2 separate regions of the Homo sapiens genome follow, and region 1 is linked to region 2. The links are chromatin loops, found by intact Hi-C in ENCODE. Cell type or tissue: Caco-2. All regions are shown on one strand. Links, peaks and the distances in the headings refer to the core of each region. The heading gives the core; the rest is flanking DNA.

Evidence for each region. Hi-C counts contacts between places; a loop is a spot of excess contacts. Peaks named below come from ENCODE experiments on the same cell type or tissue, not always from the same donor. Only the 100,000 strongest peaks of a DNase experiment are listed, where the experiment ranks them.
Region 1: it touches region 2 in a loop (6-fold over the local background); 2 of 110 quality-filtered maps call a loop at or near these places.

What each region holds. Positions count from the first base shown.
Region 1 is chr10:32,154,484-32,157,405 of GRCh38, reverse strand. No RefSeq gene overlaps it. Among named protein-coding and RNA genes, the nearest start is that of KIF5B, 100 kb to the right of the region's middle. In Caco-2, for the core only: no CTCF peak of the experiment used is centred there; a DNase peak (open chromatin) is centred at 1,225.
Region 2 is chr10:32,104,808-32,107,729 of GRCh38, reverse strand. No RefSeq gene overlaps it. Among named protein-coding and RNA genes, the nearest start is that of KIF5B, 50 kb to the right of the region's middle. In Caco-2, for the core only: no CTCF peak of the experiment used is centred there; DNase peaks (open chromatin) are centred at 1,829 and 2,693.

The DNA.
Region 1 (2,922 bases), core at 218-2,717, 50 kb before region 2:
ACCTCAACCTCCCAAAAGGTTGGGACTATAAACATGCATCACTATACCTGGCTAATTTTTTTTATTTTTTTACTTTTTGTAGAGATAGGTTCTCACTAAGTTGCCTAGACTGGCCCTTCTGAACTCTTGGGTTCAAGCAATCCTCCTACCTCAGCCTCCCAAAGTGCTAGGATTACAAGCACGAGCCACTGCACCTGGCCAGTATTCTAAATTTTCTATTGTAAGATTATACGGCTTAGTAATGAGAATAAATTATTTTTATATTTCTTCTTTGTTCTTGAGTATTGTTCACTTTTCTTTTTTCAGGAATAAACTCCTTCAAAGCTTAAATGGTCCCAGACAACCCTTTCTCCCTCATTCCTCCAATTCTACACAAATTAATCTTTTTTTTTTTTACATTGGGTAAAATCTAAGCCATCACCTTTCTCTATTTTTTCTTTCTTTCTTTTTTTTTTTTTGAGATGAAGTCTCGCTTTGTTGCCCAGGCTGCAGTGTAGTGGCGCGATCTCGGCTCACTGCAGCCTCTGCCTCTTGTGTTCCAGGGATTCTCCTTCCTCAGCCTCCCAGGTAGCTGGGATTACAGGCACACACCACCACACCCAGCTAATTTTTGTATTTTTAGTAGAGACAGGGTTTCACCATGTTGGCCAGGCTGGTCTCAAACTCCTAACCTCAGGTGATCCACCTACCTCGACCTTCCAAAGTGCTAGCATTACAGATGTGAGCCACCATGTCCAGCCTATTTTTTCTTTATTTTTTTATTATTTTGGGAGAGAATTTTGCTCTGTCACCCAGGCTAGAGTGCAGTGGCCTGATCATGGCTCACTGTAAGCTGGAACTCCTGGGCTCAAGGGATCCTTCCACCTCATCTTCCCAAGTAGCTGGGACTGTAGGCATGAGCCACCATACCTGGCTAATTTTTAAAGTTTTTGTAGAGATGATGTCTCGCTATATTGCCCAGGCTGGTCTCAAACTCCTGGCCTCAAGTGATCCTCCCACCAAAGCCTCCCAAAGTATTGGAATTACAGCCGTGAGCCATTGCATCACCTGTCTTTCAAGATGTCTGTTCCATTTGCCTTCTCTCTCAGTAAATGACCTTGCCTCTTACTTCACAGAGAAAATTAAAACTAACAGGTGAGAATTCTTTTACCTTTCATGCATCCTATAGAGTGCTGGAAGCTAGTGGTACAAAGATTAAAGAGCATAGCCTCCGGAGCTTTCCATCCTGTGAGCTTTGGGGATTTGTTTGGACATCGGGAAAGAGATTTTCCCCCAGCCAGCATACATTACACTAATATTTACTGAAGACTTAATGTATAACCTGTTTGGCCAGATCTAAGGATAAGTTTGAATTATATGATTGAAGATGTCTAAAAGTCATAGCAATAAAATTTAGCAGAGATACATGGAAAAGTTTGTATACAAATGAGAATCCCTAAGACAGCACAGCTTGTGATTGAATTCTAGCTTGTCACTTGTTACGAAAGTTTACTACTGCATCCTTCCTTTGGATGCACTCATATAACAAATACACCAGCAAATCTGAGTGTAGTCTGTGTTCTGTGAAGGCATACAGAGATGGGCACAAACATAATAAGATCACTATGACGATGGAAGTAGAAATAGAGTTCAGTAATCAACCAGAAGAAGACCCTAAGGGAAGCCTCCATGGAGAAGATGAGATTTGAGCTGGAACTTGAAAGACATCTGCCACCATTTATTTATGTATATCCTTGCATGTTCCAGAAGGAGTTAATATAGTTTCAAAAACAAATGCAAGATGTTGACTTCCAGAAAAAAAAGGAGCAGATGCACTTTTCCCTATTCATCTCACCAAGTGCAACTAAAACCCTGGACCTCACATATAAAACACACAAAGACTCTGAAAGGTGGAGGGAAGAAATTAGCCTGACGAGGGACCTCAGAACCTGAAGAACAACAATAGTGAGTTTCCTGGGTTTTCTTTCTGACTCATATTCCCCATTCTGGATGCCAGAGAAGCTGGTAACACAGAAACACCAATAGGAACAAAAATCAGAAACAAAACAAAACTCAAGAAAAATCTGCTCTTTCTAGCCAAAGGAAGAGAAAAGGGGTAGCCTGGCAAGAAGGAAATCTTTTAGATAAACAACCACTCTACTCCAGCCAAACATCACAGATAAAGCTGTGGCTCCACTCTCACTCCCACCGGCAAAGGCTGACTGGAGGGTTCAGAATGCTACTGTTGCCAAAAGCTTGCAGTGATGAGACAGACACCACTGGGGTTGTGTCAGAGGAAGCCTAGTGGAGAGTCAAGACTTTCATCCCTGCCCAGGGTAAGGAAGTGACCTCCCATGGCCTCAGTAGGGGCCATGTGGGGAGCAGTAACAAGGCACCCCTGTGCCCCCCATCTAGGATAATCAGTGGAGGCCTAGTAGGGGGGCTGAGCTTCCACCCCTACTTATCAAAAACAAGGAGGTGTCCCAGGCATCAGTGAAGGCAGAATGGGTATCCTGGGGTCAACACCTACCTAGCAGTAATGAGTAGAGCAATGTGAGAGGAGGTCTGTTCAACAGAAGATTTAAATAAGAGACACAATGTCTAACATAATACCCCAAATGTCTATGTTTCAACAGAAAATCACTCATCATACCAAGAACCAGGAAAATATCAACTGGAATGAGAAAAGATAACCAGGATACACCAACACCAAGATGGCACAGATGTTAGAATTATCTGACAAGGATTTTAAAATAGCCATTATAAAAATGCTTTAGGCCAGGCACAGTGGTTCACGCCTGTAATCCCAGCACTTTGGGAGGCCGAGGCAGGTGGATCACCTGAGGTCAGGAGTTTGAGACCAGCCTGGCCAAGATGGTGAAACCCTGTCTCTACTAAAAATACAAAAATTAGCTGGGTATGGTGATAGGTCCCTGTAATCCC
Region 2 (2,922 bases), core at 314-2,813:
GGGAATGTGCAAACAGAGGAGTCCAGGGAGGGTCCTGGGAGGCCCAGCATAGGCCTCTGATTTCCTTCCTCATTCACAGCCACACAGGAGCACTTTCTCTCTGGTAGAGCTATCTGGTATATATGAGTCTCAGAATCTGAGGGCTTTGTAGCAGGTGGGTCACAAAGGTACCTCCTGCTATACAACCAGTCATGGCAACTAACACTCAAGATCCCAGTAAAAAAACCCAAGTGTCTTGATATTTGTGCCAAGAACCCAACAAACCAGTACAGTGTGGCCCATTGCTCCAAGTATATGTAGCAAAACCATCAATCATAGCCAGGTGCATTGGCTCTCACCTGTAATACTAAAACTTCGTGAGACTGAGGCAGGAGGATCACTTGAGTCCAGGAGTTTGAGACCAGCCTGGGAGCCATAATGAGACCCTGTCTCTGTGAAAACAAAATTAAAAATTAGCTGGGCATGATGTTGCATGCCTGTAGTCCTAGCTACTCAGGAGGCTGAGGTGGGGGAATTACTTGAGCCCAGGAGATCAAGGCTGCAGTGAGCTATGATCACACCACTGCACTCCAGCCTGGGTGATAGAGTGAGACTGTCCCAAAAAGAAACAAAAACTATCAGTCACTACCATAAAGAACATTTCAGGAGCCATATTCCCAGTTGCTGGCAAAGAGTCAATCATGGTGTCCTTGGAGACATGTAAGGACTAAGCATACAGACCTGTTGTGGTATTAGTTTGGTGCAAAAGTAATTGCAGTTCTTTGCCATTACTTTCAATAACTCTTTCATTAGGGATATTCTGGAATGAACCAAAGGCAGCAAGCTTGCAAGATGGTATTACTCCAGAGAGTGTGCCCAGTATGCCCTACCAGCCTGCCTTTCCCCATGTTTCTCCCTATGCCTACTTCCTCTCCTGTCCTTGTTTCCAGATCCCATATACCTTTCAAGCTCCCAAAACTTTGGGACAAACTCCCAAGACTCTCATGCCCAGCTGGTAGCCATCACTTGTACAGTCAGGACTGGCTACGCAATTTGTAGGATCTGGTACAAAATGAAAATACCCAGTTCCTTGTTAAAAAATTATTAAAGAACTTCGGGATAGTGACAATAAAGCATTAAACCAAGAGTAAGGCCCTCCCTCGAGCAGGTCACAGCTACACAGGTTGCAAAAGCCTGAGGCCAGCCCCGATTTTTTTCTTTCATATTCTGTCACCGAGGCTGGAGTGCAGTGGCTCCATCGCTGCTCACTGCAACCTCGACCTCCCAGGCTCCAGCAATCCTTGGGACTTGGAGAAGCTGGAATACCACCACACCTGGCTAATTTTTGTATTTTTTGTAGAGACGGGTCTCACTATATTACCCAGGCTGGTCTCCAACTCCTAGGCTCAAGTGATCCTCCTACCTTGGCCTCCCTAAGTGCTGGGATTACAGGTGTGAGCCAATGCGACTGGCCTTGTAGTGAGTTTTCACTGGCGTATGTAAGACAGCTACAGGGAATTGGAAAGTACCCCACTCACCTTCAACTCAGATCACTCCTAGCTCTACTCCATTGACAAGGTGACCTTGGAAAGTCACCTTGCCTCCAGACTCCATTTCCTCCTCAATAAAACAGGAATGATAATGATAGCATGTTTATGGGGCAATTGTGAATGTTGAAAGAGATATATACATGAAAACGCTTTGTAAAGTAAAGCACTATGCAAATATTAGCTTTCTCTCTGGGGCTATGTCCATCTAGATAACAAACACTGGTCTATTATTTTCTCTCCCTTGGACAGTGCTGGAGGCACACTAACAGATACTTTTCTTTGTTGTTGTGAGTTCGCTCTTGTCACCCAGGCTGGAATACAGTAGCGCAATCTCGGCTCACTGCAAACTCCACCTCCCGGGTTCAAGCAATTCTCATGCCTCAGCTTCCTGAATAGCTGGAATTACAGGTGCCAGCCACCATGCCCAGCTAATTTTTGTATTTTTAGGAGAGATGGGGTTTCACCATGTTGCCCATGCTGGTCTTGAACTCCTGAGGTCAGGTGATCCACCCACCTCAGCCTACCAAAGTGCTGGGATTATAGGCATGAGCCGCCGCGCCCGGCCAATACTTTTCTTTTTCACCCTTTCTCCCCAGACATGAATGCTTTTGTTATTATAGTAGTACAACATAACCTCATATTATGTTTCCCCAATTACAAAATGTAGTTATACTTACAGTTGTTATTATGGGGGAGACTAATTTGTGTCAGGTTGAGTAACTTCTATGGATGGCTAATCTTATGCACTTTATGTTTTATTCCAATTCAACTTCGGAGGATGTCATTTTCAAAACTTGTCCCTAAATTGTCACTTTGTCACACCATGTAATACTGTGGTCACCTCTCTACAGAATATACTTTGTGCTTGTTAATTTCTCACCTTCCTAACTGCTGCTATGTGCACATAAAGATCCTGATAAATATTTGCTAAATAAATGAATTGGCAAATGAATAAATAAAGAAAGAAAGAGAAGGTCATAGTCTGGATACACAAAAGGATTAAATGACGAAACTGGTTTATGATCACCAAACATAATTTCTTTAATGTCAGAAATAGTAGTTCTCTTAGTTGCTACCTAAAGACTTCAAACACACAGAAATGCATCCCAGATCATTGCAGCACTGGATCCAGAGAAGACGAGGTCCTGGTGGGGCAGACATGGAATAGGGTGGAGCTAGGTGAGCCACTGATTGGCCCACATGCATCACTATTCCCTGAATGGAAATAGTGCTCCAGCCTTGGGGTTCGGGGTCTGTTCCAATATATTCAAAGGGGTCATCCCCAGGCCGGATTAGGGGCTCAAGGTCACTCCAGGAAGGGCCAGCCCAGAAGTCTGTGGTCCTTCCACTTCCTGACTGACTTTCCTCTTTACAGAGCCCTCTTTCTTCTTCC